Regions from separate parts of the Homo sapiens genome. Here all the other regions are linked to region 1. A link is a loop called in an ENCODE intact Hi-C map of the cell type or tissue named here. Cell type or tissue: endothelial cell of umbilical vein. All regions are shown on one strand. Each heading gives the region's core, and the rest is flanking DNA. Links, peaks and the distances in the headings are about the cores only. Region 1 overlaps ANTXR1 (ANTXR cell adhesion molecule 1). Region 2 overlaps ANTXR1 (ANTXR cell adhesion molecule 1). Region 3 overlaps ANTXR1 (ANTXR cell adhesion molecule 1).

What was found. A loop is a pair of places that touch in the nucleus more often than their neighbours do. Peaks named below come from ENCODE experiments on the same cell type or tissue, not always from the same donor. Only the 100,000 strongest peaks of a DNase experiment are listed, where the experiment ranks them.
Region 2: it touches region 1 in a loop (8-fold over the local background); 1 of 110 quality-filtered maps calls a loop at or near these places.
Region 3: a loop joins it to region 1, with 16 times the contacts of the local background. A loop is called at or near these places in 1 of 110 quality-filtered maps.

What each region holds. Positions count from the first base shown.
Region 1 is chr2:69,249,153-69,259,891 of GRCh38, reverse strand. It overlaps ANTXR1 (ANTXR cell adhesion molecule 1), which reads right to left. Exons shown (of 18, transcript NM_032208.3): 18 at 10,565-10,739. It also overlaps the pseudogene LOC100421347. Among named protein-coding and RNA genes, the nearest start is that of GFPT1, 130 kb to the left of the region's middle. In endothelial cell of umbilical vein, for the core only: no CTCF peak of the experiment used is centred there; a DNase peak (open chromatin) is centred at 5,851; H3K27ac peaks cover 3,345 bases.
Region 2 is chr2:69,020,666-69,031,404 of GRCh38, reverse strand. All of the region lies in intron 1 of ANTXR1 (ANTXR cell adhesion molecule 1), which reads right to left. Among named protein-coding and RNA genes, the nearest start is that of ANTXR1, 13 kb to the right of the region's middle. RefSeq lists a cis regulatory region at 5,662 and an enhancer at 5,578-5,747. In endothelial cell of umbilical vein, for the core only: a CTCF peak has its summit at 5,245; a DNase peak (open chromatin) is centred at 5,234; H3K27me3 peaks cover 413 bases.
Region 3 is chr2:69,042,475-69,053,213 of GRCh38, reverse strand. ANTXR1 (ANTXR cell adhesion molecule 1) reads right to left here. Exons shown (of 18, transcript NM_032208.3): 3 at 8,401-8,472. Among named protein-coding and RNA genes, the nearest start is that of ANTXR1, 35 kb to the right of the region's middle. In endothelial cell of umbilical vein, for the core only: no CTCF peak of the experiment used is centred there; a DNase peak (open chromatin) is centred at 6,793; H3K27ac peaks cover 1,216 bases.

The DNA.
Region 1 (10,739 bases), core at 967-8,966:
ACAAAGATAATGAGATTAAGAGATTAAAGTAAAGACAGGCATAAGAAATTATGAGTATTATTAGGGAAGTGATAAATGTCCATGAAATCTTCAAAATTTATGTTCAGAGATTGCAGTAAAGACAGGCGTAAGAAGTTATAAAAGTATTAATTTTGGGAACTGTTAAATGTCCATGAAATCTTCACAATTATGTTCTTCTGCTTCAGTTCCAGCCAGTCCCTCCGTTCGGGGTTCCTGACTTTCCGCAACAATCCTGGTGTATTAGTACCTTCTCCCGGGGTCCTTGCCAGAGTGCAAAGTCATTTGTCTCAGGAAAGTGTTCCCACATTGACAAGCTCCTTCTTCAACCTTATGTTCTGCCTACTCCCCCTTGATCCAGGTTTCTTGGGGTTCAGATCCAGGCACATGCTCCTGGCTCCTTTTTGAACATGCTAGCCATGTCCTAAAGCTTCTCTGGTGTGCTGATTCTTTCTTCCTTTAGCAGCACTTTGCCAGTTGGACCATGTTGGGATTCCAACCTTGTGATCAGTCTGGTTGTCATGATGGTAGGTGGTGGTCGATCCCAAGAGGGGCAAGCATTGTCTGCAAGGCAACTGCCTCATCTGAGGTTTCTGCATGATTTTCAAACAGAAAAGGAAGCAGTATCTTTAAAAAAAACATTTAAATTTAAAAAAAATTTTAATTTTTGTGGGTACATAGTAGTTACATATATTTATGAAGTACACGAGATATTTTGATACAGGCATATAATGTGTAATAATTACATCAGGGTAAATGGGGTATCCATCACCTCAAGCATTTATCATTCCTTTGTGTTACATACAATCCAATTATACTCTTATTTAAAATGTACAATGAATTATTGACCATAGTCTCCCTGCTGTGCTATCAAATATTAGATCTTATTCATTCTGTCTAACTATATTTTTATACTCATTAACCCTTCCCACTTACCCCCTCCTACCAACTACCCTTCCCAGCCTCTGGTAATCATCTTTCTGCTGTCTCTATGAGTTCAATTGTTTTTGTTTTTAGCTCCCCAAAATAAGTGAGAACATGTAGTTTGTCTTTTTGTGCCTGGCTTATTTCACTTAACATAATGACTTCCAGTTCCATCCATGTTGTTGCAAATGACAGAATCTCATTCTTTTTTATGGCTGAATAGTACTTCATTGTGTATATGTACCACATTTCTCTTATCCACTTGTTTGTTGATGGCCACTTAGGTTGCTTCCAAATCTTGGCTATTGTGAATAGTGCTGCAAAAACATGGGAGTGAACATATCTCTTTGATATACTAATTTCCTTTCTTTTGGGTAGATACCTAGCAGTGGGATGGCTGGATCTTATGATAGTTCTATTTTCAGTTTTTTGAGGAACCTCCAAACTGTTCTCCATAGTGGTTGTACTAATTTACATTCCCACCAACAATGTCAATTGCTACCACATCCTTGGCAGCATTTGTTGTCTGTCTTTTGGATAAAAGCCATTTTAACTAGGGTGAGATGACATCTCATTGTAGTTTTGATTTGCATTTCTCTGATGATCAATGATGTTGAGCACTTTTTCATATGCCTGTTTGCCATTTGTGTGTCTTTTGGGAAGTGTCAATTCAGATGTGTTGCTCATTTTTAATTAGATTATTAGATTTTTTCCTATAGAGTTGTTTGAGCTGCCTATATATTCTGATTATTAATCCCTTGTCAGCTGGATGGTTGGCAAATATTTTCTCCCATTCTGTGGATTGTCTCTTCACTTTGCTAATTGTTTCCTTTGCCTTGCAGAAGCTTTTTAACTTGATGTGTTCTCATTTGTCTGTTTTTGCTTTGGTTGCCTGTGCTTGTAGGGTATAGCTCAAGAAATCTTTGCCCAGTCCAATATTCTGGAGAGTTTCCCCAATGTTTTCTTTCATAGTTTCATAGTTTGCCAACTTAAATTCTTTAATTCATTTTGATTTGATTTTTGTATATGGTGAGGTCTAGTTTCATTCTTCTGCATATGGAAATCCAGTTTCCCCAGCTCTATTTATAGAAGACTGTCCTTTCCCCAATGTATGTTCTTGGTATTATCATTGAAAATGAGTTCACCGTAGATGTATGGATTTATTTCTGGGTTCTCTGTTCTGTTTTCTTGGTCTATGTGTCTGTTTTTATGCCAGTACCATGGTGTTTTGGTTACTATAGCTCTATAGTATAATTTGAAGTCAGATAATGTGATTCCTCCAGGTTTGTTCTTTTTGCTCTGGAGAGATTTGGTATTCTGGGTCTTTTGTGCTTCCATATAAATGTTAGGGTTGTTTTTTTCCTATTGTTGTGAAAGATGTCATTGGTATATTGATGGCGATTGCATTCAATCTGTAGATTGTGTTGGGCAGCATGGACATTTTAACAATATTGATTCTTCCAATCCATAAACATGGAATATCTCTCCATTTTTTGGTGCTGTCTTTCTTTCATTAATTTCCTTCATTAATGTTTTATAGTTTTCATTGTAGAGATCTTTCACTTGTTTGGTTAATTCCTAGATATTTTATTTGTAGCTAGTGTAAATGGGATTACTTTCTTGATTTCTTTTTCAGATTATTCACTGTTGACATGTAGAAATGTTATGAGTTTTTGTATGTTGATTTTGTATCCTACAACTTTACTGAATTTGTTTATCAGCTCTAATAGTTTTTTGGTGGAGTCTTTAGGTCATATCATCTGCAACAAGGATAATTTGATTTCTTCCTTTCTAATTTGCATGCCCTTTATTTCTTTCCTCTTGTCTGATTGCTCTAGCTAAGACTTCCGAGGCAGTATCCTCTAACAAATGGGAGTGGGCTTCTTTTATAGTCCCAACAAGTGTAGGGGAATCAGGGTCCCACTGCTTCCTTAGTAGGGCCCCGAATTTGACACAGGAGACTTCCTGGTGTTGGGAATTCAACCCTCTCTGAAGCTCCACTACTTTCTTTTTTTTTTTTTTGAGGTGGAGTCTCACTCTGTTTCCCAGGCTGTAGTGCAGTGGCATGATCTCGGCTCACTGCAAACTCTACCTCCCGGGTTCAAGAGATTCTCCTGCCTCAGCCTCCCGAGTAGCTGGGATTACAGATGCACACCACCATGCCTGGCTAGAGATGGGGTTTCACTATGTTGGCCAGGCTGGTCTCAAACTCCTGACCTCGAATGATCCCCTGCCTCAGCCTCCCAAAGTGCTGAAATTACAGGCATGAGCCACCACGCCCGGCCAGAAGCTCCACTACTGTTATGATGAAGTCCTTAGTTGGATCTCTGCTCTGCTGTCCTCTACCTGTAGCAGGTTGGGGTTTCCTTAAATGCTACCCAAGAGACCTTCTAGTTTTCTTATTTTTCCTTGAATTGATGATGAATGACACTGAGTCTGTCGTATCTTTCTTCAATGAATCAAGTCATAGCAATGGCCCTCAAATCCCATAGCCCTTATATTTACCATCTCTTATACCTTTTGAATACCAGATATATTGCACCAGCGAGTGCATCTCCCTCCACTGGTTTCCCATCCCAGCTCACCACCTGTGAAAATTTTAATAACTGCACCACAACAGGATTCTAAGGGCTCTCCATCCCCCACCTACCACAGGTGATGGGGTCCCCATTGCCCAAGTAATTGCTGTAAGTGATCTAGAATTCAATGAAAGAGTCTGCTTCTAAGGACTATTTCTGATATCAACTGTATTTGATCCCTGGGAACAGACACAGAGTTGGTGAGCTGTATTAGGAAATGCTCTCAAGAGATTAGAATTAAAGAAGGAAAGATTGAGTGGAAGGAGAAGCTGATTTGCGATACAGTTACAATGGAAGCCTCAGCTGACCTCTGGAGCTGGCATGGCTGTTCTGAGTATTCCCCAATTTGGGGAAAGGGGTCCAAGCCTTTGTATTAAGCGCTAGCCAGTCACTGGCCATGGGCCCACCCTGGGAGGGGCATAAACTTGGCTAAGGCCAAGAGCGAGTCCTAGTGAGGGATGCAGCTGTGAGCTGCCAGCAGCTGCTATTCCCAGTAGCTGGGGGTGGGTAGCAGGGGAAAATACCTTGAAGAGGGGATCAGAGCAAAATACCTAAACTGTCCTTATACATTTTCATAATATTAAGTAAAAAATACAAGGTAGAAACTTGTATTTATAGTATAATTTTAATTGTTAAAATTAATATACATAAAAGTGACTAGAAGAATTAAAATGCTTAAGAGGTTTTGTTTTGGAGCTGGGAAAATGAATGAATGACGTTCATTACTCACCTCTCACCACCTGTATCTTATACACACATAAAAAACCTTAGAATACTTAATTGAAAACACAAATTTCCCCACTGATTCCTCTCTATGGGCTGTTCAAATCAGTTAGAAAGTCAGCCTTAGTACTCCTTAGTAGATGGCTGGGTGAACAAGCTGTGATACATCCAGATAATTAAATATTATTCAGTAATTAAAAAAAGAAATGGAATATCAAGCAATGAAAAGGCATGGAGGAAATTTAAATGCATACTGCTAAGTGAAAGAAGCCAACCCAATAATCCTATGTACTGCATGATTCCAGCTATATGGCATTCTAGAAATCGCCAATTATGGAGAAGTTAAAAAAAATCATGGAGGCCGATGCAAAAGGATCTCTTGAGCTCAGGAGTTTGAAATCAGTCTGGGCAACATAGTGAGATCCTGTCTCTACAAAAAATAAAAATAAAAAAATTAGCTGGGCATGGCAGTGTGTGTCTGTGGCCCCAGCTCCTTGGGAGGCTGAGGTGGGAGGATTGCTTAAGCCCATGAGGTTGAGGCTGCAGGGAGCCATGATTGGGCCACTGCACTCCAGCCTGGGTGACATAGCAAGACCTTGTCTGAAAAAAAAAAAGATTAGGGGTTTACAGGGTTTGTGGGAGAGGAGGAGGATGGATGAATAGGTGAAGTGCAGGGGATACTTAGGGCAGTGGAAGTATTCTGTACGATACGTGGATGTGTGTGCGTATGTCAAAACCCACAGAACTGTACAACACAGAGTGAACTCTAATGTACTAGACTATGAACGTTGGTAAATAATAATGTGGGCTGGGTGTGGTGGCTGATGCCTGTAATCCCAACACTTTGGGAGGCTGAGGGGGGCAGATTGCTTGAGCCCAGGAGTTCAAGATCAGTCTGGGTAACATGGTGAAACCCCTTCTCTACAAAAAAATACAAAAATTAGCCAGGTGCGGTGGTATGTGCCTGTAGTCCTAGCTACTTGGGAGACTGAGGTGGGAGGATGCTTGAGCCCAGGAGGTTGAGGTTACAGTGAGCCATGATTGTGCCACTGCACTCCAGCGTGGGTGACAGAGCAAGGCCCTGTCTCAAAAAGAAAAAAGTAAATAATAATGTGTCAGTTTTGATTCATCAGTTGTAACAAATGTACCACACCAATGGAAGATGTTAGCAACAGGAAAAACTGTGTGCAGGGAATAGGGGATGTAAGAACTCTGCATTACGTCCTCAATTTTTCTGTAAACCTAAAACTGTTTCAAAAAATAAAGCACTAATTAAAAAAGAAGGAAAAAATAAAGTGAGCATCAGTTTCTATAATCTACTAGTAATGCCAGCAGTAGTTGTGACTGAATTAACAGATCACATGCTTAGCGGGCAGAAGAGAGGAGACCTCCTCCTCATAGACTGAACAAAGCCCTTTCTGGCAGTTGTGAAATATCAGAACATAAATCTACAGATCAACAGCTGCCTTGTTTATGACGCATTAATAGTTATCACAACAGCCTGACTCTTGATTCTGGAATCTTACTGTTTCCTCAGTGAGCCATGACCCAACCATTGAGTCTTGCTCTACGCATTCAAAGAATGGCAGGGGATCCGGTCCTGTGACAGAACACTTGATAAACGGATGAGACAAACTGGAGTTCAGTCTTCTGACGACTGCCAGGGCTGGCACTGTTTTTTCTTCTGGCACCTACCCCAAGTTCTTGGCATCGATTCTTATTTTTCCTCTCAAGCCAAATGCAAAAAGGACTTAACCTCAACAGACATAGATTGTGGAAGAATGTGCATGCGTTGAAAAGTAATCCAGTAAATTGACAAAGTTAATGAATTTTCAGAGGAATTCATTCAATACCACCCAGTGAGAGTCAGCACTTTGAATATTTCCACAAAGGCAATAGGAAAATGGGAATTTGTTTATTACCTTTGGCTCCTGAAAGAAAACATTGTCCCATACATAGCTTCCATGTCTATTGTTGATTTGCTTAAGCATTTAGAAACATTGAGATTCTTCATTTATAAGTTTATTTACTCATTACTTATAACTATTAATAGTTTTTTCACTGATTACTATGTGAGAGGCACCCTACGCATGAGATTGTTAGTGGAGAGGTTACAATAATATATGTTCTACTGTAGTATCAGAGTATGGGCAGCGGAAGGACCCTTTTTCTTTTTTTCTCCTTATTCCTGCCTTAATTAGAGAGAAGACAACTCCTTTCAGCCCTTCTATTTCTCTCTCCACTCTTTTCTGGGAGATGAGATCTCTCTGATTGGCAAGATTATAAGAAACTTCCATTCATAAGGCAGTGTTACTAAGGGATACTGTCACTGTTAATTAGAAGCAAGAAAACTTGGCATGCATTTGCTTTTATTTAATCCATTTGGAATTTATTTTTGTATGTAGCAGAGATAGGAATTTCATCTTGTTTTTCCCAACTACTTAGTCGTTTATTAAAGAATTAGTTTTGGAAATGCTATTATTATGATAAACTAAACTTCCATTTATTTACAGGTCTGTTTCTGAAAACTGTTCTATCATCATATATTAACTATAGTTGTCCATTTTCTTTTCTAATTAAAACTTAGAATCAGCATTTGAAAGTAGACATCTTACTAGTTTTTTTTTTAATTGGCACGAGTTGAGTTTGTAGATTGAGAGAGAACTGAATTCTTTTCAATATTAACTCTTTCCATTCAAGAATGTAGTATAGTTCTCCATTAAGAATATTTCATTAAAGTTTTATAGTTGTCTTTCCATAAGTTTTGCACATTTTTTGTTAGGTTTATTTATAGTTAATTTCTGGTTAATTTATACACACACATGCACACATATATATATAATTTTTTCTATTATGAATGAATGAATAACTTGTTTCCTAACTGATCATTGATAGTGTTTTCCATGTACCTGGACAACTCTTATTAGTTCTAATAATTTTTAAGTTGATTCCATGGAATTTTTAGATAGTAAATTATATTCAAATCAGTTTTTTCTTCCTGATAATTATAATTACTTTTTCCTTTCATTTGTTTTATTGCACTGGCTAGGACCAAAGGTGGACAATAACACTGATGGTTGGAATCTTTTTCTTTTTGATTGTAAAGGTAATATTTAAAAATATTTTATGTTAAGTATATTTCCTGTAGGTTCGTGGTAGATACACTTTATCAGGTTAATGATGTTGCTTTTTTCCTCCCTATTGCTAAATTGCTAAGGAAGTTAAATTTTTTAAAAAAACTAATCACACTAAGACATAGTGATAGGATCACTTTTCGTTTTTACTAATGGTCCAAGATTAAACAGAGATAATTCTCTTTTAAGGATCTCATAAAAGCAAATATTGAAGGAGCCTATAAAAACGCCGATCTAAACATCAGAATGCACTGAAAACCAACAGTCACAGAAGTAACATGTAGAGTGGCCAGGGCCTGTTGAGAGTGAGCATTTGCTGAGGTAGCTTTCATGGGGCAAGTGAAAGTGTCTGACAAGTATTGGAGGTGGAATCAAAATCTCCTGGAGCTTTGCAGTCTTATTTCTTGTAGTGATTACATCACTGGGGTCAAATATAACACAGGCACTGACAATGGCCAGAAATGCTCATAAACACCCAATTCTGCCCAGAGTGGGGAAGGCAATCTAGTGTATGGCATCAGAAAGGATTATTTGTGGCAAATGCTTACAATGCCCATTTGAAGTAGGAAAAAGTATTTCTCTTCCTGGAGAGAAGACTGGGACCTACATTACTCCCCTTAGGGATGGGTTTATTCACCTGAGGTTTGAGACCCACCATCTTGGCCACCATTTAGAAGAAGAGGAATTGAACAGAGTCCACCCCAGCCAGGAGAAGCCCCTTCCTGCAATGTCAGATCAATGTGGATGCTTCTGCCTCATCTCATTTATGAACCACACTTTGGGTTTGCATGGAATATTTATCTCCACAGGAGCTTGGCTGGAAACGCAGATTATCATTAATTTCACACAAGTCTTTTACATTTACAGGCGTCCTGTAAATAATGTTAAGAGTAAAACTAAGCAAAAAGACATGGACTCTGTATCCTGCAAAGTTGGGGTGGGATTCACAGGGAAGCGAATGTCACACAGTGCTTGTATTTTAAAAAAATGTGAAGTTAGGGCTGTATAGGGTTTCCTGGCTACTCTTGGGGGTGCACATTTTTGGAAGGGACTCATCATAGGTGGTTGACAGTTCTCTTGTCTTACAACTTCTTTTTCAGAAGAAAGTGAAATGTTTTCTGCACTCAGCCCTCACAACCAGCATTTCTTGTACTTTAAAAATCCTTTGTAAGAATGTAAACTACTTAACTACCCAAAGGAAAATGTATTTTATGAGTTGCATCTATTTTAATGTTTACAAAGAAGTCCCAACTAAAGATGCTGGCTAAAGTACTGAATGTGCACAATTAACTGAATATCTTTTAACAGAATCTTGCTTTCAGCTCTCAAGTGACTCAGAGAAAATTGTGTTAGCTCAGCAATTGCTTTATAAGTACACTGCGAAATGGCACTTAAAACCAAGTAAAGGAGATGCATACTTTCAAACTCCAAAAACTAAAATGTCCCAACTTAAGTAGAGAAGGAAGAATCTTTATAACTTAGTGACTACTTGAATTTTGAGGAAAAAAAGAGAAAGGAATAAAAGATTACAGTGGTGGAATCATAAGGCTTCTAATTTGTTTAGATATGATAACTTGGGATGGGGTGTGGTGATTGAAAAGAACACAATACAATTGTAGTCAGCATAAAAATTACAATACAGTTGTAAAGAGAATAAAAATCATGTTTGGCATACGCCAACTCTATAACCTTATACCAAATATATAGTAACTGTTAAGTGACACCTGGTTTATAATGTATTTAGATGGACAAAGTATTATTCTGATTGTTTTGTATCTAAGTGATACTCCACAAAACAGATTTATCTGAAGACAGATTAGTGAAAAACGGTGGATCTCAAATTCATGTTCACAGTTAGCACCTGATAAATGATCTTATTCCCGTTATTAATGGTTCCTTTGTTCAACTTAATGCATTGGATCATTACTCAGGGTTATTTCAAGCAATTTCATGACAAAGTTGATTGATCATGCAAACAATATGTAGGATTTTAACATTCTTTATACCACACAGAAAACTTTTTTCACAATTCTAGTACTTTTCTAGCTTTATTTGTTACACTTAAATTCAGTTAGAATTTATTTTGGTGTAAGGAGTGAGGTAGGGCTCCAGCTTTTCCTGTTTCTTTTCAAATTTCTAACCCATTATCTCAAAACCATTTACGATTGGGAGTCTGAGGCAGGAGGATCACTTGAGGCCAGGAGTTTGAGACCAGCCTGGGCAACACAGTGAGACCCTATCTCTAAAAATAAACAAACAAAAAATCCACACACACACACACACACACACACACACACACACACACACTAGCCAGGTGTGGTGGCATATGCCCATAGTCCCAGCTACTTGGGAAGGTGAAGCGGGAGAATTGCTTGAGCCTAGGGGTTTGAGGCTGCAGTAAACCATGATTGCATCACTGCACTCCAGCCTGGGTGACAGAGTAAGATCCTGTCTCAAAATAACCCCCAAAACACAATTATTAAAGATATAATTTTAAAATGTGTTCATACCCATACCTATTAAAAAGCAAATACTAATGAAAACTTAGAAAAGACTTGTGGCATGACTTTCTGTTTGTGGATGGTTTTATTCCAATTAAGATGTATTCAAGGCTCAATGAGATCTTACAAAGAAATTCAGGAACTAGAAGGAGATGCTCTTCTACCTACAAAATAAATGGAGGAGCTGAATTAAAACTGCTAGGAGGGATAAAGTGAGTTGTATCAGAAATGCAGAAGCAATACAAAGATTTTGAGATGTACATAGAAAGGTATTTATTGCAGCACTGTCCACAACACTGTCTGGTTCTTGGGTTGCTGCAAATCTCTGGACTCCTTGTAAAATCAATCCTAGTTGCCTTTCTGCTACGTTAGCCAAACACAATCCTAACTGATGCAGTATATTTTTCCTGTGTGTTCTGTTTTCACTTTTTACTTATTTTCTCTTAGCATGGATTACATTTTTAATTTGAAATTTGTTATGAGAAATAAAAAATATTTTGAATGTCTGACAGCTAAGGAAGAAATGACAGTAATCCAGACAGTAGAGAAATTAGTGGAAGGCATGAAATCATTTGAGAAATGTAATTTAATGTATAGCACAGCAACCACTGTATTATGATCAGGATATTGAGAACTTGAATACGTCGCACTTTATAACAAACAGACAAATAACCAGAAAAAAGAGTTGATTTAAGAAATTTATTATTTTTTTTAAAAAAGCAACTTCCAGGGTTGTCATTGTACAGGTTTTGCCCAGTCTCCTATAGCATGGTATTATGATCAGGATATTGAGGACTTGAATACGTTGCACTTTATAACAAACAGACAACCAGAAAAAAGAGTTGATTTAAGAAATTTAT
Region 2 (10,739 bases), core at 1,220-9,219, 230 kb after region 1:
GGTTCATTTTTCTTTGTATCAATTAAGATAAGCTACATAATTTGCAGAACCTAGGGTAAAATGAAAATGCAGTGTCTCTTGTTCAAAACTTAACAAAATTCAAGATGGCAAGATGGCCCTTAAACCAAGGGCCAGGCCCTTTGAAATGAGAGGCCCTGGGTGGCTGACTGCACAGGTCCCATGCCCATGAAGCTGACCCTGGTCTCAATATTTTTGGCCCATTTTATATTCGGTTGCAAATGTTTTCTTAGTCCAGGGGTGGGCAAGCTTTTTCTGTGAAGGGCCAGACAGTAAATATTTCAGGTTCTGGGGGCCATGTGGTCTCCGTGGCAACTACTCAACTCTGCTTTTTGTAGCACAAAAGCAGCTATTGATAGTACATGAACAAAATGAATGTGGCCGTACTACAATAAAATTTTATTTACAAAAACAGGCTGCAGGCCATAGTTCGCCAGCTTATGTCCCAGACAATCACTTTCTTTCAGACTCGTTTTTTTCTAAATTTCTGTATTCACTGTCATGTCTTTCTCACGACAAGATAATATACAAATCTGTATTTTTTTTCCTGATAGCTGAAGTTTTGGTGTACTTTGCTATTCATTTCCTGTTATTTATTGCCGATAATGCAGACTGGAAAAATTGCGCCTTGGGAGATATATGGAGGCATTCTTTGTGACCTAATAAATATTTCATGGGCATTTGAAAGGAAAGTTTATTCTCTGTAGGGTATAGGGTTCAAAATATATTTTGAATATATCCTTGAATGCTTAAGTATTCAGAGATGTCTTTCAGATTCTGCTGAGATACAGTTTTTATCTTCAGCAGTCAAAAAAATTGGAGTTATCTTAAACATTTCTCAAATATTGAAGCCCTGTTGCATTCCTAGGATAAATTTTACTTGGTCTTAGGATATTATTCCTTTACTATACTGTTAGTTTTTTAACAATATGTATTTAATTTAAAATTTAAAGTTTTTATTCAGAAGTTGGTGGGAAGTTTTGTGTATGAAGGTATTATCTTTGGTAGATATGGTTATTAGATCTATGCTAGCTTCATAAAGTGAATTGAGAAACTATTTTTTCCTGCTGTCTGTATGCGTTTAACACTAGTACTGAAATTTTCTGTTCCTTGAAGATGTGACAGAACTTTCCATGAAACCAACTGGTCCAGAATCGAAGGACTCCTTCACAGAGACAAATCCATCTCCTTCAAATACCCAGATTCTATTGGTGAGGGAAAGGCAACATTTGAAAGACTGAGCATTTTACCTAAAGGGATTTTAAAAAATCACCACAATGGACTATTATCACAACTTGGATTCAAAATTTATGGATTTCCCTCCCTCTTGCTACCCAGAAGGTGGACTTGGAAGAAAAGAGGAGTTTGGGAGCTAAGAATAAACCGCATCTTCTTGCATATGTAAATGTAATATGAGTGATTTTTGCTACCTCGCATAAAAATTTTACATTTTTCATTTTCTCTATTGACAATCCATTCTTTCAGTTTTATATTTTGCTACAAAGTCTCACTGATGGCCTTATTATTGACTTCTTAACTTTTCTAGAGCCATTCCTTCTGTTTCTTTTATGCCATGTCTTTTTCTTATATATTTTTTCACATATATTTTCCATTCCGATGTCAATATTTTTAGGTAATTTTTTCAGTAAGTAATACAATTTTAAAATGTGTATCATTTTAAAGCCTGACTAAGGAATTTTAAAATCACATTTCACTCAAAACCTTATAATTATTGAGCTTTTTTGGAACATTTAATGTGTAGAGTAAAAAAACTAACGCCAGTCTGAATCTCACTTTCCTTTTTGTTGAGCCTATTTTTTTTTCTTTGTTGGAAGAATGTAGACTTTTCTATTCTTATATTTTAAGAAATTATCGAAGATTGTACAAGTTGTAGACCATTTAAAAAAACTAATTAGGCTGAGTATTTTACCTAAATCTTCCAAATCTAAAGACTCCAATCTTTCTGCAGCTCAGGAAAATTATCTTCCTTTATTATTATTTTTTATTGTATCTCTTATAAGTGTTCTCTGTCCCCAGAATTGTTATTGTGTATATATCTATATCTATATATATCTAATATATATATATATTAGATATTAGATATCCTGGATCTAGTCTTTGACCTACTTTTCTCTTTACTCATTATTTTATTTTATTTGAGACAGGGTCTTGCTCTGTTGCCCTGGCCGAAGTGTAGTGGTGTGAACTTGGCTCACTGCAATCTCTGCCTCCTGGGTTCAAGCAATTCTTGTGCCTCGGCCTCCTGAGTAGCTGGGACAGCAGGCACGCGCCACCACGCCTGGCTAATTATTTTTGTATTTTTAGTAGAGATGGAGGGGGGGGGGTCTCAACATGTTGCCCAGGCTGGTCTCGAACTCCTGACCTCAAGTAATCTGCCCGTCTTGGCCTTCCAAAGTGCTGGGATTACAGGTGAGAGCCATCGCACCCAGCCTCTTTTCTCATAATTTTAATCTCTGCATCCTTTCAGCTTAAGTTCTGAGGAATTTTCTCAAACTGTCCTCTGATGAACTGAATCTACTTTTTTGCAATATTCAATGTGGTGGTCATTATTTCTAATGGATTTGAATATTCAGAAACAGTGTATTTTTTTCCCCCAAAGCTTCTTATTTTCAGCTTGTTCCTTTCTCACGACAGACTGGTTTTGTCTGTTGATGCAATATTATGTCAAAATTTATTGAAAATACTATTTAGACATATATTTGCTAAAATTGATTCAATGGTCATTTCCACTTCTTTTGTGTAATAACTATTATATTTTATATTTTTAAACTTTGATTCACATTTCAGATAATTTCCTGAAGAAAATTATCCCATTCCCCTTTCAGAAAGAATCCATATGTATCTGAAAATGCTTTTTTATTTTTTTTCATGTGTAAGTGATATCTTGGCTAGGTATAACATTTTAGTTCATAAATCCATCAGAATTTCTTCATCAAAAATTTTATCCATCATAAAAGATTAATTGTGTCAATCAAAATTCACCATTTAATGTTCAGAGCCTTCGCAGGTACCATGTGTTTTCTTCCCACTTATAAAGTTCTTCTTTTGTCTTTTAAAGATTGTCACCAGGAAATGTTTAAATATTAGTGTTTTTTAATGAATAATTAATTGAGATTATCACTTGGTGAGCCTACTTAATCTGCATTTTCAAATTTTTCTTAAGTCAGAAGAGTTTTCTTCTATTAAAGCATTGAAAGTTTCTTCTAGACTATACTTTAGCAATGAAAAGTTATTTGGTCCTTTGAATAGCTATTTTTTTCATTCATTATTTATCATTTTATCATTCATCACTTTCCTCTAGCTGTGTTTTCCTCCTGAAATTATGAGAATTCCTTAAACATGCCTGCATCATTTATTTCATTTTCTGCATTGTCTGTTCTGCTCTTTACTGCTTCTTTGGTGACTTTAAATTTTTCCATATTATTTTATATTTCCTTAACCGTTCTAAGTCCCTTCTCACTTCATATTTTTTCTCCTGTTTCACAAATTTACTGTTTTATTTAACTTAATTGAAGTCATATGGTGCCACAATTGACCTTTTTTTTTTTTTTGCTACTGAAAATGCTTTCCATGAATATATTATTCTTCCACCTCAGGAATTTTGTTTAATCACTTATCTTAAGGTGCTAAACTTTTGTAGGCCCTATTTTCATCCTTGAATGTGGAAAGGTATAACTTGGCTTGGCATTTGCTTCCAAAATAGCTTACACACACACACACACACATACACACACACACACACACTTGCATCATCTCACACTTATAAACTTCTCTAAGGAATTAATCTGGTGAAAAGGAGTTAGTCTTGATGGCTAAAGTAAGATCATGTTGTTGTTCCATCAGTTAGGGGAGAGTGGGGAATGGAATCAACCCCAGTCATTTCCACAAAGGAACTTCACCTTTGCAAGGTTTGTTTGCTTGTTTTGGACACAGTTACATCATTCCAGCTTGCCATATGTAGGGGATGCTTTGGCCTGGCCTCTACTTCAGGTTCGCATTGTGCTATACCTGGCCTCATCTTGATCCCCAGTACATCCACATAATTAAACACAAAACTCTGCCGTTTCCCTGGAGGCGCGCGATCTGGCGGGAGGACTCAGCAGCGCTGGACAGGATCACAGTCATGGAGGTGCCTGGTTTTCATAGGCATCTCTTGTGGCTTGGTTTCCCCTTTGACCCCCACAGAGCAGCTGCCACTGCATGATGCTGATGCCCAACAGCAACAGGGCTCCAAGGGGATGGTTCTCATCTCTCTCAGGTCCCCACTCGACTGCAAACTCACTTCCAGATCTGGGATTATTCTAGGGGCTCCTCACTGATCTTTCTCTCCATATTTTTTTACAATTTGGCAACAGAGTTGAAAGTAGACCCTGGCTTGACCTCTTTCATACTCAGTCCGTCTGCTTTATTTCTAGTGAATTTCTAACGCATGTGTTGCATGTCAGTGTCAACGCCCTTAGTCTCTGGACCCGATGCAGCGTCTCCTAGACACTTTCTTCAGGCTTTTTCTTTTGGGAGATGGGACAGTTTTAGATGATAGAGGGGAAAGGAATGAGGGAGAAGCTAACTGTTTATGCTCCAGATGCTCCAGATCTTTTTCTGAAGTCATAAACTTGCTTTCTCATCTCCCATTAAGCCCCTCAGCTCATTAATTTTTAGTTTCTGCTCTTATGATGCCCCAAAACAGCACTTCCAAAAGTCACCAATGCCCTTATTTCTGCTAAAGTATATGGCTTGTTTTCAGTTCTCATCTTGCTGGACCTACTTATAGTATGCACATATTGATCAGCAAACTGATATTTGAGTGCCTGGTTGGTCCTTTGTAGTCTATATAAAGATGAATAATTATGACACTTCACATTTACTGAGTACTGACTAAGCAGCAGGCATTGTGCTGGGCACTTTACATTCATTGCCACTTAATAATAACAGCTAGCATTTCCAGTGTGGCCAACGCTGTTCTGAGCACAACCTTATGTGACACATACTATTATTATCTCCCTTTTTCCAGATGAGGAGACTGAATTCATAGAGAGGTTAAGTAGCTTACTCAAGGACATACAGCTAGTATGTGGTAGGGCTGAGATTTGAACCCAGGTGGTCTAGACTTAGAGTCCATGTTGAAGTCCATGCTTGTCCAAACGCTATGCTCATAAAGTCTTTCTGGGTTTAACCCTGTGCTCTTAACCATTAGGCAACACTGCCTCCCCATGGAAGGGTCAGGAAATGTACAATTACAGTTCAGAGTGTTAGGTGCTAAGATAGTGAGAGGTATTAAAGAACTTCCGCTAATTGTTACGGGAATTTGGGAGTGAGGATTCCAGAAAAGACTTAAAATTAGAGCACTTAAATGGAAGCAGGAGTGCTGAAATGGCTGCCCATTTTAATGGAACAAAGTGTGCAAGTTGCTTTACCTGTTTGACCTTCAATCCCCTTTCCTTTTGATATTGTCTTTTACAATAGTTAATAATCAGGATGACCATATAATTTAAAATCCAAACTGAGAAACTTTTGAGAGTAAAAGAAGAAGACATTCATAATTATGCTGGGACAACAAGCATAGACCAGGCCTGTCCTGGGCAAATTAGGATGTTTGGTCACTCTGTTAACAATGAACTTTAACGGTTATTTATGCTTAGTGTTGTCTAATAGCATCTGAAGTTTCATTTTACCTTATATTGTTTATTATTGTGACTGGTCTAAAGTTACAGTTAGGAGTCTTCACTTTTCTCTTATTTGCTATAGAATTCTTATTTACTATATAATTTCTGCAGACCTGGAATCTGCATTATTTTTAACGTCAAGAGCGATGGTAGGCTGACTATGATTCTGATCATAATCCTTTTGCAATCAAGATGTTGGGAAAGCCATCTTCCAGGAGGTCTCTACAGGTATTTATTAATTAGGGCTGCATATCATTAAGCATCAGGGGAAAAACAGGTCAGGTCACTGGATGAAACCCCATAGGACAAACACTAAGGGTTTTTCCTCTCCATCTCTTGAAAATGGACCACTCCACTGCTTGTCATGCAATATGAGTTGTTATGGGGTTAGGAGATTCTGAATAAGGAAGGAACTTTGAATGAAGAAATAACATAGAAAAGTGGTTGTTCTTATTATTATTTTTTTTCTTACCACAGGGAGCCCGCAACTAGTAATAGAAGGGGACCATGCACTAGTAATCGTCTCAAAGGATAAATGGGCAGGCATCACCTAGGTAAAGATGGGTGTGGTGGTGAAGGGCATTAGAGCCAAAGGCAAGAGAGGGCATGGGTTAGTTTGGGGAACTATGCAGTACAGTTTTTTGAAAATTAAAAAGATGTGGGATATGGTAAGATATGAAGTTTTGGAAATGCATAGTGACCTGAGCAATAAGGGTCTTGCATACTTTGCTGAAGAGTTTACACTTTATCCTGAAAGAGCTTCGGAAATGTCTAAGGGGTAAGAGGTGAGAGGGAAGATAGTATCGACATCAGATTTGTGTTCTAAAAAGATCAATTTTAGAATTGATTGTCAAGAATACAAGGTGGGGAGAGGGGTAAAGAAATGAAGCAAAGAGACCAATAACTGGGTGAAAATGGTGAATGCCTGAGCTAAGACAATGACAAGGTAGAGTACAAGGTCAACCTGGGAGAGATATGGCAGTGGATATCATCAGACTTGAGTGTGAACAAGAGATTACTCTCATATCTCTGGCTTAAGCAGCTGGACTTATAGGGCCACCATTCACCAAGACCATAAATTGAGGAGGAGATGATTTCAGGAGAAAGCATCTGAATGATCACCCCTTCCCCCCATTGAAATTCTGTCCCTCCTTGCCTCACTAATACAATTCTTTGCTGGTTCTCTGACTGTTCTGCTTCTTCTCAGCTCTGTTTAGTGTAATTTCTTCTCTTGCCCAGACAATTCCTGTTAGCAATTCCTTTGGGTTGGACTTTGGCCATCTTCCTCTTCAAACTCCACCTCTTCTGGGCATTTAAAAATCCTGATATTATCTTGATATTATTTATTATCCATACCTGCATTTTCAACTATTACCCTTGGGCTTACAACACTCAAGTTTTTATTTTCAGCTCCAGGGTATCAAGCCAACTGCCTACTCAACATCTCCATGCACATGCCCTACATGTTCAGACTCAGCATGTCCACACCAACTTCTCTTTCCTTCTGATGCCTGCTCCTTACTGTTGCAACCCTTTCCTCTCCCATTCACTCACAGCCAGTGGCTCATCCAATCCTGCTGATCCTTAATACAAAAGAGCCCCCAGTCTCATTTATTATTTTTTTCCTTCATCCTCACTGCAAACATAGATGATAGATATGTATTTCTAAAACACATACATAAGCTTGACACTTTTGTCCTTAGAAACCTTTAATCTCATAACCTATTCCTGATGGAATAAAATCCAAACTCTTTCCAGATTATTTCCCTGTCACACTCATATTACAAAGAGTATGTGTTAGTTTGCTTTCCTAAATGTTGCCTTTTTCTTTACTTTGTCACCTGACAAAATCCTGATCAACTTCCAAGTTCCAGATCCAAAGTCACCTCCTCTATGAAGCCTCCTAAGTCCCTCTCATCTCAACCAAAATTAAATTATTTCACTGTTTCCCCATGTCTTCTACAAAACTTTGAGCTCCTTGAGACTTGGCACTTGTTTTAGGCATTTTTTGATTCCAGAACTCTAGCACAGCTTGATAAATATTGAACTGATATATTCCTTATCCTAGCCAGGCAGTACTGCTTGGAATCTATGGAGGCATCTTTTGTTAGAGGACCATATTCTGTTTCTGCACTAACACCACCACCACCATGACCACTGCCATCATCATCATCATCATCATCATCTCCACCTCCACCACCACCACCATATCACCATCACCATCATCACTACCACCACCATCACTATCATCACTACTACCATTATCATCATCACTATCACTATCACCACCACCACCATCACCATTATCCTTATCACCATCATCATCTTCATCACAACTATCAACATTGCCATAATCACCACTATCACTGTCACCATCACCACTACCATCACCATCATCTTTATCATCACGTCCACCTCCACCACCATAACCATCACCATCACCATCTATCGTCTCAGCACTCATGTGCCAAATGGTTAATTAAAGGTTTTAATCTTTACAACACTTTTGTGAGGCAGACATTTTAATGCCTATTTTATTAACAATACTGAAGTTCGGAGAGGCTAAATAATTTGCCCAAGGTCACAATGCTTGCTGAAGCATTGAGCTGATATTTAAAGCTGCAGATGCCTGATTCCGAAGGTGGCCTTCTTAAGCCCTGTGTTAAGCATTCCCATGAGGCACATTTCATGTAGGGAGACTTATGAGAAAGGAAGCAAAGGAGTGTCCTGGCTAGTAAACAACATGGCTTAAATGTATATGTACACACAGCAGGACCTGGCAACACTGAAGGGCAAAACATGGCCTCTCAGTGACCTTTGCTCTTCTGCCTTCATATTGTGTGTGGTTTCTTCTGCCACCATCTAAAATAAGAGCTCTGCCTATAGCCCAGCTCCAAGGTGTGTGCTGCCTCAGCTATATCCTCATCATAAGGCCATAACCATGAGCCATCATTATGGGGCAACTTTTCTTGTCTTCCTGTTCAGTCTTATGACTCACTGAGGGAGGGACCTGAATCAGAATCACCTGGGAAGCTTTTCCAAAATACACGTCTGCCTCAGGCCTCTGAAGTTGTGATCTGGCCCTTGGTTGAGAACCTCAGTTTAGCATATTCATTCCCAAGGTCTACAATTTCCACTGGAGCTTTTATCATGGAAGCTTCCCAATTTCTTCCTTCAGACAAATGCCCAGATGTGGTTCTTGGATGCTAGGAATCAACATCAATGGCATACCCTGCTCTGCCCTGCCTTCTTTTAGTCAGGAGTTCTCAACCAAGGTGGTACCAACCTTAGAAATAAGTATAGAGGCTGTTATTTATTGGTCATCACAATGACCAGAAAGGCTAATGGTATTTAGAAAGCAAGGATGAGGAATGCTAAAGCATCCCACAGTCCATCACAATGAAACACCGTCCCATCAAAAATGCTAACAGCACCCTCATTGAGAAGCACTAGTAGGAGCCCAGATACTCTTGATTCAAACTCAGAATCAGCCCCTGCAGTGTACAGGCATCCTCTGAGCTCTGCTGCTGCAGTGGTCTGTGTTCCATGGGCTGCTGTCTTTCCCCAGCCTTTCAAATTCCCTCGTATTCCATAAACTATGGAAAAAGAGAGTTTTATCTTTCAAATATATTCATGTAATACTTAGGTGGCAGGAGAGCATGTCTAATCTCCATTTCTACTTTCCATTTAATCTAATTTAATCCCCCGCCCACCTCACTGAATATTTCATCTAAAGTATGCAGAGAATGGGGAAGGGAGGAAAAGAGAAGGAGCTATCATTGCCTCTTGGGCATATTTGAAACATCACGTCTGACAGTAATTCTAGGTTGATGAATGCTGTATATCCAAGACTTGGCTCAAAACTGACCTTTCTCCAGAAGTCTTATCTCTTTATTCTCTCTCAATGGCTACTTCTTTCTTGCTTATTCAAGCCAAAGCAAGCTATAATTATACGTTTTCAGTAGAAGCTTTTATTGTCCACCCATATCTGGCTTTCCCTTCCATCTAGGCACATGGAGGATTATTCTTCAAGTCTTTTTCCATAAAGTGAGGCTATCTGACCAGTTCTGACCAACAGGCTGTGAGGAGAAGGATGCACGTCACTTCTGGCTGGAGCATTTCATGGCCAGCAAGACATCATCTAGCATTCTCTTCCCTCGCAGCCTTGATGGTGGCAGGAGGTATCAGGAAGGAATCTCCACCAGCCTGGCTCCCAGAACCATCACCATAAGAAGAGCCCTGCTGACTCCTATCAGACATGTAGTATATGCAGAGAATAAAACTTTTGTTGTTTTGTGTAACTGAGATTCGGGGGTTATTTGTTATCACAGCATAACCTGACCTACCTTGATTGATTCAATGTTCTTTTGCATATTTAGATTCTTTTTAACTTTGTGCATAGATTATGAGTCAGAGGGGCTTGGGTTTGAGACTTAGTTTCACCATTCAGAGTGACCTTGGGTAACCTCTCTAAACCTCGGTCTCCTCACGTGTGAAATGGTAATGATGACTGTACAGACCTTATGGGGGTTGTAAACACTAAACAGGGTCATACAGGCAAAGTGTTTACTATAGCGTCTGGCAGGTAGCAAGGGTTCAGTAAATGTTACTTCTTATTTCTTACTGATCTAAAATTGACTTTACTTGGCCCCTTTCCCAAATCCTCACTGAAGCCTTTAGCTCTGGCTGCCTAGAGTCCTCTAACTTTTCTCCATAAAAACCTGACAGCCTGGGACTTCTTCCTGTTTATTTTGCATTCCTTTTACCTCCCATAGCAGGACATTGCTTGCAATAGGCATTGTTTCATCCACGCATGTATTGGAGTACACACTTGTGATCAAAACTGAGTATGTCATCTATGCCAAATGAATGGAAGAATCTGCTGAGTCAAATTGGAGAAATCTAATTACTTTTTCAGTATGAACCTGACGTGTCTGAAAAACGTGTCAACAAATGTTTAAATATTCTCTTTGTCTTTTATTGCAGAGTAATCAGGGGGAGAGGCAAGATCCAGTCTCTTGGCCGCATACCAAACAT
Region 3 (10,739 bases), core at 1,851-9,850, 210 kb after region 1:
CCCAAATCCCAGTACTGAAAAGCCCATGTGGTTCCATTTTTAAGTCACTATACTCAGAAAAAGTCTCAGCAGTTGGGAAGAAGAGGACCAATTTTAGGAATTTGAGAAAATATCCCCCTTTGAAATAAAGTCATATAAAAAACAAGGGAGCACATATAACCAATTCTAATTTATATTTATGTTGAAGACATTCTAGTGTATATTTATGTTGAAGACATACCTTCAACAGCAAGGTCATACACATGTGGAAAAATTTAGGAACAGGAAAGTATTCATAGGGATGAAAGATATTGTCAATTGAAAAATGCAATGGAAGCAGTGAAAAGTAAGCTGGGTGACTGTGAAAACAGAAGCAAAAACAAAATAAACAACTTAGACTGGTAATTACAGGATCTGAATGAAACATTCTCTCAGATGTCAAAAAAATAATAGAAAGATTAAAAAATTATACTTAGAATATAAAGAGATATTGGATAGATTCAAGAATCGAATGGACAGAAGAAATGTTAATCACAAAAGGCATAAAAGAGAAATGTTTTAAGCTGAAAAAGTGTATTAAGTCTTCAGATAGAATGGCTCAAGTACTACACAAAGTACTTTACAAAATTAATGAAGGGACTACACCTGGAAATATTCTGTTGATATTTAAAAAAATATGTATGATAAAGAGAAAAGTTCTATAAGCAGCCAGGAAGAGAAAACAGGCTACCCACATAGAAGAGATATATTAAATTGGCATCTCTCCTTTCTAATAATGCAAGTTGACTATGTCTTTAGAAAATGTAAGGGGAAAGATAGTTAAGATGGAAGAGCTTTATATTCAATGGAAATATTTACCTGGAGGTGAATACAAAAAAATTCTCATATAAATGGTGACTTATAAGTCTTAATAGTCACATATTCTTCAGGAAAATCTTACCTAAAAAAAAGACTTAGCAAACTGAGGAATTAAAAATATATAATTAAAACTTAAGTACTGGAAAGGAAGTATGTGTGTGAATGTGTGCGTGTATTCATATATATTCAATGAAATCCGTAAATCTTACAGTAAGTTTAGATAATTATTGTTGATATGTTTCTAAAATACAATGCAAATATTTCTTAAAAAGAAATTCAGCAAGAAGAATCAGTAGATATTTATTCAATTCTTGTCACTATCGAGGCAAGCAAAATTAACTTGCAACTGTTACTAGGATGCAAATGAAATTATACTTTTCAAATCATTGAAAAATTACACAAAATATCAACGAAAGTAAAAAATAAATGAATGAAAAAGATATATCAGGAAGTGCAAACAAAATTCAAGTTTAATAATACTAATCTTGGACAAAGGATATAAAGCCAAAAGCACTAAAGGTGACAAAAAGATTATTTTATATTGATTAGATGCACACTCCATAATGAAAATACACATAAGCCAAGTAAGATGATGTAAATTAAAAAGCAATGTGTTGGAAATTAAAATAAAACAGTCATGGTGGAAAATGCAAAATGTCTATCTTCATAGATCAAGTAAACAAAAATATAAAATATTTAAAAATTAATGTTTCTTATAACAAAATTTTAATCATCAAAGTGTACATATTTTCTAACATCCATGGATACTAAATAAAATTTGATCATGTAGTAGTCCACCAACAAAAATTAATAAACTAAAAAATAGAAATTATATAAATTGAATTTTTAAAAACTTCCATGACTCTAGAAATTGAGGAAAGGGTAAACAAAAATGTGAAAATTGTGAAACACTTTTCCTAAATCATCTTAAATCAAAAATAGTAAATATAGCTATTAAAAAATTAACAATAATAAGAACAGGACATGTCAAAATGTATAAAATTCAACAACCATATCAGATTTAAAGTACAATTTATACTGTTAAAGCTTTTATTATTTAGAAAGAAATAAAGTATAGTGAATAATCTTTTTTTTTTTTGAGACAGAGTCTTGCTCTGTTGCTCAGGCTACAGTGCAGTGGTGCGATCTCAGCTCACTGCAACCTCCGCCTCCCAGGTTCAAGAAATTCTCGCCTCCCAAGTAGGTGGGATTACAGGTGCGCACCAACATGCCCAGCTAACTTTTATATTTTTACTGGAGATGGGGTTTCACCATGTTGGCCAGGCTGGTCTCAAAATCCTGGCCTCAAGTGATCAGCCTGCCTCAGCCTCCCAAAGTCCTGGGATTATAGGTGTGAGTCACCACACCGGGCAATTATCTTTTATTTCGAGAAACCAGAAAAACTTGCAATATAAGAAGCAGAAGGAAGGAACTAATAATAGTAATAAGATAAAATAATGAATCATAAAATCTAACAATATATAAAACAGAACTGATGAATACATTTAAGAAACAAACCATTAGGTAATCTGAATGGGGCAAATAAGAGAAAAGAAAATAGCTTTATACAATTGGAGGAAAGGGATATAACCAAAGATACAGAAGAGCTTTTGAAAATTAAAAAGATACGTGATAAATTTAAAATGTCAACATATTGGTAATTTCTACTGTTTCTCAAGTTAGAAAACACGATAAAAGCAATAACACAAAAAGCTGAGGTAACTGTCAAAGAGCTTCTTCAATAATAATTTAGGCTTTGATAGTTTTCCTCTGAGTTATATCAAACTTTGAACAAACGTTTGCTCTCTTTATTAGTTAAGCAATTCTGCAGCTTACAGCAAGATTGCCTACTCATTTTTCCAAGCTCATGTAATCCGTTTACTCCCAAACTGACAGAGATTGTATGAAATAAAGCCCCAGAATACTCTCAATATTAAATATTGATAAGTAATATCTTTCAGCTTAAATCAAACCAGAAACACAATAAAAACATAGCAAACCATGATAAAGTTTATTGTAGGAATGTAAGGTTAGTTTTTCATTAGAAAATCTTTTATTTATTTATTTATTTATTTATTTTTGATACAGCACACTCTGTTGCCCAGGCTGGAGTGTATTGGCATGATTACGGCTCACTGCAGCCTTTACCTCCCATGCCTCAATCGATCCTGTCACCTCATTCTCCTGAGTAGCTGGGACCACAGGGGTGTGACAACATGCTTGGCTAATTTTTAATTTTATTTTTTGTAGAGATGGGGTCTCCCTATGTTGCTCAGGCTGGCCTTGAACTCCTGGGCTCAAGCGATCCTCTCACCTCAGCTTCCCAAAGTGCTGAGATTACAGGTGTGAGCCATTGTGCCAGGCCCATTAGGAGAGCTTTTGATTTAAAATTTTTACAGACAGGTCAAAGGAAATAGAAGAAAGATATAACTATTTTGATATGGCAAAAGGGTATTTAATATAACAACTATTTCAGATAAAAAGTTTTAATAATCTCGCATTTGAAGAATCCTTCCTTAACAAAGTAGATAAAATGTATGAAGTTAGCATCCAATAAAATGCATAATTGTAAAACCCAATTGGGAATTAAAGTCTGAAAATTTTAGAATGTAAGAAGATACACAGGAAGATATACTAGCTATAAATATTAGAAAAGAAGACAGAATTAATCACAGATACTACAATCACCTTATTGGAAAACCACTTAAAAATTAACTGGAAAACTATTAGAACTAATAAAATGTTTCATTAAAGTGGTGGGATAAGAAGGCAGATGTGGTGGCTCACACCTGTAATCCCAGCACTTTGGAAGGCCGAGGTGGGTGGATTATTTGAGGTCAGGAGTTAGAGACCAGCCTGACCAACATGGTGAAACCCCGTCTCTACTAAAATGCAAAAATTAGCCTGGCATGGCGGTGTGCACCTGTAATCCCAGCTACTAGGGAGGCTGAGGCAGGAGAATCGCTTGAACTTGGGAGATGGAGGTTGCAGTGAGCTGAGTTCGCACCACTGCACTCCAACCTGGGTGACAGAGCAAGACTCCCTCTTAAAAAAATAAAAATAATAAAAATAAAAGAAATCAACAAAAAACCTGTTAGAAACCTATTGTTTTCCCCAAAACTAATGTTTCTGAAGCTCTTTTTTTGGCAGGGGATGGGGATGGGGGCTGCATGCATGGTCTTTTCTACAGAAAACCCACTGACATGCACGTTTTTGTAAATCATTTTATGGAGTTCAGTAGAAGCCCATGGATCACAAACTATAGGTTCACCAGTCAAGAGTGAAGAATGACAGTTTGGAGAATACAACAGCAAAGCATTTCTTTCACAATGGAGGCAACTTAAAATGCCTGGGAAAAAAATGTTGACAATTAGACTAATTTGAAGAAAAAAACAAAATCGTACTGAGGGACGTAAACGAGACATGGTATATCCCTAAATAAGAAAATAAGTATAGAGAAAATGCAGCGCCATTGCTGCTGAGTTAATCTGTATTTTTCACACAGTTCGAGTGAAAATCCCAGGGATATCTGGGAACATAAAAAATTATTTAAAATGTATGTGGTTGGAAAAATCCAGTAAAGACCAAGGAGATTTTCACCCAAGATTAGAAATGAGGATAGATTGGTCCTCCAGATGTTAAAACTAATTAAAACAATGTGATCCAACTATAGAAACAGACAGAAAAACAGAACAGAATAGAAAATCCAGTAATGAACCCAAGCCTAGCAAAGAGTTTAACTGTTCAAGTTGTTGGTAAAAGATTATTACACAGTGGTGTGGGAAGAACTGGCTAATCAATCGGGGAAAGAAACACTGGATGTTGACCTTGTACCTTATATCATAATAAATTCTAGAAGAAGTACTAATTTAAATAAAAAAGAATCAAAAGTACTGTAAAGAAAGGTAGTAATAAAAAGGACAATGGCAGCCCAATTACAGTTATAAATAGGGGTGCTAAATTTCTGAATAATATTAAAAATACAGAATTCAGATATACATTAAAAGAATATATCATAACCAAATGTATACAGAAATACTAGAATGATCCAATATTTAAAAATGTTTTTTATGACATTCAGTGTACTAGTAGGTAAAGGAAAAATATCACCATCTTAACAAAAGGCAAAATTGCATTTGATTAAATTGAGCATCTATTTTTTTTTAAATGAATAGTTGAACTTCCTTCACGTGGTCTTATTTCTTATTTCTAAATGATGACACATTTGAAGTATTTCAATTAATGTAAGAACAAGACTCTCCTTGGAGTATCCAGGGACTCATATGCAGTAGTTAACATCATTTTATTCTAACAGTACTTAAATTGACATTGTATACTCTATTATACTAAGGAAGTGACCTGCAAACTTTGTTACAATCTATCAACTATTTAAACTGATGAAGCCAGGAAATCTTGGAAGAGCAACATGATACAGTACAAAGTACAGGAGTTGGACCAAATTTAGAATCCAGAATCAGAATACTAATTTGGCAGATTACTAGCTATCTGACCTCGGCAGGTTACCTAAACTTTTTGAACCTCAGTGTCCTTATCTGTAAAATTGAAGTAGCAGCAGCCAAGATAGAGTATGCTTGCTACTGCCTATATCACCTGCTGATTACAACAGAAAAAGCAACCAAGTAGACTGGAAGGTAAACAAAACTGGTGGACTGGGGAGGAAAATTTAAACCTAGAGAAATGACCCACACTACCATGAGGTCCAGAATTTCCCCCCCCAACTCAAGTAGCTGCAAACTCCCCAAATATGGTGACAGACAAGTTTATAGATTCAAGAAGCTCTGCAAAGTCAAAATAGGGTACCCTGAAGGAAAACCATGCCCACACAAATAATCAAACTGCTAAGAACTAAAAAAGAAGAAACTGTGAAAACAGAGAAAAACGACACATTCCATATATAACAATGATTCAAATGACCGCATAGTTCCTTCCCATTAGAAAATAGAGTAACAATGGTTATATGAGGATAAATAAAAAAGGATAAAGTGCTTGCAGATAAAAGACACAAATCGTAGGCATTATTATTCTAATTGGAGTTTCTTTACTATATCTTAACACATTATATTTATTTTCCATTCTATTTTTTCATCTTCTCATAGCTTTACCCTACGTGTATTTGATCCCAAGAACTGAATGCGAATACAGTCATTCCTTGGTATAGGCAGAGGATTGGTTCATGATCCCTGAGTATACCAAATCCATGCACTCAAGTCCTGCAGACAGCCCTGCAGAACCTGCATATACTAGAAGTCAGCCCTCCATATATGTGGATTTTGCATCCTGCGAATACTGTATTTTTGATCTGCATTTGGTTGAAAAATACCTGTGTATAATTGGACCCATTCAGTTCAAAATGTTGTTCAAGGATCAGCCGTATATCTTTGATATTATTTCTTTTGATTTACCCAAAACTTTTGCTGAAATGAAAGTCTTTGCCAATTCATGTCTTGCTTTTGAACAAGTTTTTCTTAATTCTATAAGGTCTCTCAAGTATTATACAGGTATCTTAATGGACCCTTTACTGTTTTATAGGGATATTGTGACAATCAAGTGAGATAGAAAAATACAAATTCCTGTGCCCAACTAAAACACTGCAAGTCATATATTTCAGAAGCAGTACTAGCTTGGAAGATCTGAAAGCCTGATTCTTTTAGCCAGTCTCCTGAGAAAGAGTTTCAGAGAGATCTTGCCCACATTTCTTCCATAGGCTGATGAGGTTGGGGGTGTGTCCATAAACCATGCTGTGCTTTCCCAGCTGACCTAGGCCAAGCAGTCACCACATGAAATCCACACAGCCTTCAGCAAGGCATTTTTGGCTGTTGTTTGATGCACATTTGACCCATACAAAATGCTGCTTCCAGCAAACCAGGGACTCTACCCTCTGTTTTCTCTTCAGAACAGGAAACTAGCAGTAGTGACGTTAAGGTACACAAAAATTAGATTCCCAGTAGATTCAGAGGATGACTAATTCCAACAAGCATAACAAACCACAATGGGTCTGGAAGACTTGGCATTCTGATAGTGTTTATAAATCCCTGACCCCTCTGACCCTGTCAACTTCCCAGAAGCTGTGAGCATTAGCACACAAAGCACCTGCAAGTGATGTGTGAACCTGGTCTCTTGGCCAAACTCTTATGCATGGGGCATGGACAGCATGAAGCTGCACTAGGAAGCCTCGGGTTGTAGGAGGATGTGAAGAACAGGCGAGAGGGGTGTTTAGCTCCCCATCGCAGAACAAAAAACATCTCTGCATAAGGGGTGGCATCATCTAAAGACTGAGCAAGATGAGGAGTCTTGAGATGGCCAGAGACACCTTCTCAGAGCTTCTTAAAATCCTTGGCCAGTATTGAAGGCAAGTCACACAAGTGTCTTGGATTTTATGATTCTCTGTTGAACAGAAGGCAGCAAGGTAAACTGGAAAGAATGTGGAGCCTGGGTCTGGTCTGGGTTCTGTTTGCTATTCTTGGGAAGGTGACATGGCCTCAGTTTCTCCTTCTGTTAATAAGGGATCAGAAACTCCTGTTTTTTTGAATGAAATGCATGCATATAGTAGATCAGGTTGAAGGAGTAACAGGATTTGAAAACTCCTACATGGTACAGAGCACTCTTTCTGTTACAAATCCTAACAAAGTCATGGGAAAAAAAATAGGGACTAGCTCAAGTTTGCTGACTTCAGCTAGAAAATTTTACTCTGTCCTGTTAGTCCTATATTCATTTCTATAAGAACGTTAGAGAATAAAGTCTTCCTGCCCCCCCTGTACTGGCCCTTCCTCCTTTTCTTTTTCCAACACATCCATATATGAGTCTCCCAATAATCCCACATGTGTTCCCCATGGTGCTTCTCTCATGTGGGCCATCTCACTATTTAAAAAGTGTACAATTTCATAAATGGGGGAAGACTATCCTCTCCACTCTCTAGTATACCATCCTAACTATGAATAAATGACATGACTCTGTTATTGCTAGTTTTCATCTGCAAGTAAAATGTGGCAAATCCTAAAATACTTTTGTTAAGCTAGATCTACCTAGTTTAACTTCTTTGTATCAACAACATTCTTTTACACTATTTAAATTTCCTTTTATTTTGTGGTACCATAAGCCCTCCCTTTCTACTCCCTTCCTGGGTAATTATGAACAGTAAATATTTCAAGCTCTTACCTGTCTCACAGTGCACTTGTATCTGAAACCTTAATCCAAAATAAGTCTAACTTAAGTAAAAGAAAATATAGTCCCCCAATAATATGGTTTGCCAACATTTCGCTCCAAGTTAGCAGATGGAATCAACAATCAAATGTGAGATTTATCTTAATGTAATTTCATCATTTATAAAATTTCACCAATATCAGGAAATTCTATCAAAAGTAACTGAAGAGTGAACTAGCAGCAGGACCCATGTGCCCATACGTAAGGTTAAAAACTTAGGGTAAAAGAAGGAACTATTAGATTAAAGTGATCAACAGGTCAAGGCTGGCACCAGAGCACAAATCTCAGGGCTACTCAGGAAGTGATGGACTTTTTAACAACAGAGATAAGAAGTATCCTTACCTGTCTTCTGTCAGTTTCATTAAGGTTGTTCCTCGGGTGGAGAAAACAATAAAGGACATTCTCAACTGTGGGCTGGAAAGGAAAAGAAGCTCTATTAGGACAGACAATAAGACTGCGCATGCCACTCCCTTCAGGCTCCCTCCCTGTCCTTCCCTTTCTATCACGGCTGCCAGAACTGAAGACCCATAACCCACAGGGGGCCTCCTAGGCTGGTGCTGCGGGTGTTGATTAGCCAGCAGTGGACTTGAAGTGTGGGTCAAAGAGAAGACACACTGGATCTTCCTGAGGCTGCTTCTGACCTGATATCATTGCTTAGTGAGTGTGGATTACGAGTAAGAATGATAAACTTCATTGTTGCCCTGTGTTCTGTTTGAAGTGTGTCCCAACAAGGGGACCAATCTGTATGGTGTCTATAAAAGGGGATCCCGATAGGTAAAATTTGATAATGTTTCCACGGTAGCCTGGTGTATTCTCTAATGATGAGTTGCAGCTTGATGCCATCAGCTATTAACATTATATAACAAACTCCCTTTGATCTGAAAGTGGGATCACCATCAACTTTTAATTTCTCCTTGGCTTCCCAAGGAGATTATCCTATAAGGAGAGAATGTGCTGACTGGTCATAAGAATATCTATTCCACTTGGTAGTCATACTTCTCATTATTAATGAATAAATTGGCATGGTTTTTATATGGCAGTGCTCAGGAGCATTCTCAATGTAAGAGTCACACTCTGGAGACAGAAGCACTCTCACCTGAGGACGAACTTGTTTCTCAGTCTGCAAGATGGACCATCAGACTGCAGTGGATTCAGCAATGCAATGCCGTTCTGTGTGTCCAACTTGTTCTTCCGTCATAGCATCAATCTATTTCTTCACAATGCAATAACCTCCCACACCTGATCGGGCTCTGAACCTTGTAGTTCCAGTTCCCCAAGTGTTTCTCAAACCTGCCTCACTTCCCGTATCTTAGCTTAGGATCCTGGCCTCAATCGTCTGACCACTACAATTTCCTAGCTGGCGTCTTGCCTAGGAAGGTTCTTTGCTCCAATTCACTCTTCACACTGCTCCCAGAATTATTTTCCTAAAACAAAAATTAGAACCTGTCACTTATCTGCTATAAAATTTCCAATGACTCCTACTGTCTCCAGGATAAAGTCTGCATTTATTACCACATGGTAATAAATGCCTGATGCATCTTTGGAAGCCCTTGGCATGGTGTTTAATATTTGATAGGAGCTCAGGCAATACCTGGTGAATTGAATATTGGTCCCTAAAACAGATCTCAGTTTTCTGTCCATGACCCCGTGCTGCCTGGGACTACTTCCCCAGCACTGGGGCAGCAGGACACCATGTCCTAAATGATAATAACAACAATCATAATGATTATAATAATATAATAATGGCCAACCTTACTGAGTTCTTACCATGTGTGAGATCATAGTGATTTGCACGTATGATCTCATTATACTTGAACAACTGTATGAGACTGGTACCTATAGTACCAATCCTGATAGTTCATATCAAACTAACAGTTCCTATTTTCCACAAAAGGAAATTGAGGCCCTGAAAGATGAAACAATTTCCTTGAGGTTACACAGTGGGGGAGTGGCAGACCTGGGGCTTGAAGTCAAGTGTTTTAATTCTAGAACTTGGGCTCCTAACTGCCACATTATATACTGCTCCCCTTCTGTCAAGTTCAGCTCTGGAAATAATAAATTTGAAATGTGGAAAATAAAGGTCTCCAAGAGGCAACTGGCATATAAGTCTAGGCTAGAGGCATAATTTGGAAGTCCTCAGCGTACTGATGTGGGCAAAGTTGTTCAGAGAGAGTGTCAGCAGTGAGGAGGGAAGTGAGCCAAATACAAAACCAACACTAGTATGGGAAGGGCTGGCTGAGGCCAGTGAGATGGAAGCAGAATGAGAGCCAGTGGAGGAAAGAGTTTCAAGGAAGGATAAGTCTGGATCCAATGAAACCCCTGCATCCAGTGGACTAAAGGCTGCAGAGTGCTCCTGGATTTTTCCTCTGGGTCATCCCTGGGTGAGACCTTGGCGAGCAAGCAGGTGAAGGGTGGGGAGGAGGGCCAGACAGCAGTGGGTTAAGGAATGAATGAGAAGTAAGGATATGGAGATGGCCAGTCTTTAAAGACAAATGAGTGAGAAACTAGTAGAGAAATAGGGTCCCATCTATAGGAAGACAAGATCAAGAGTTTCACTGTCATTGCTTTTTTTGGGACAAGGGGCAGGAGAGATTAGTTTGTGTTTGTAGACTGTGGGGAAGGAGCCAGGGGAAAGGTAGAGAAAAATACAAGACAGAAACAAAGACCTGGAGGAAACTGGA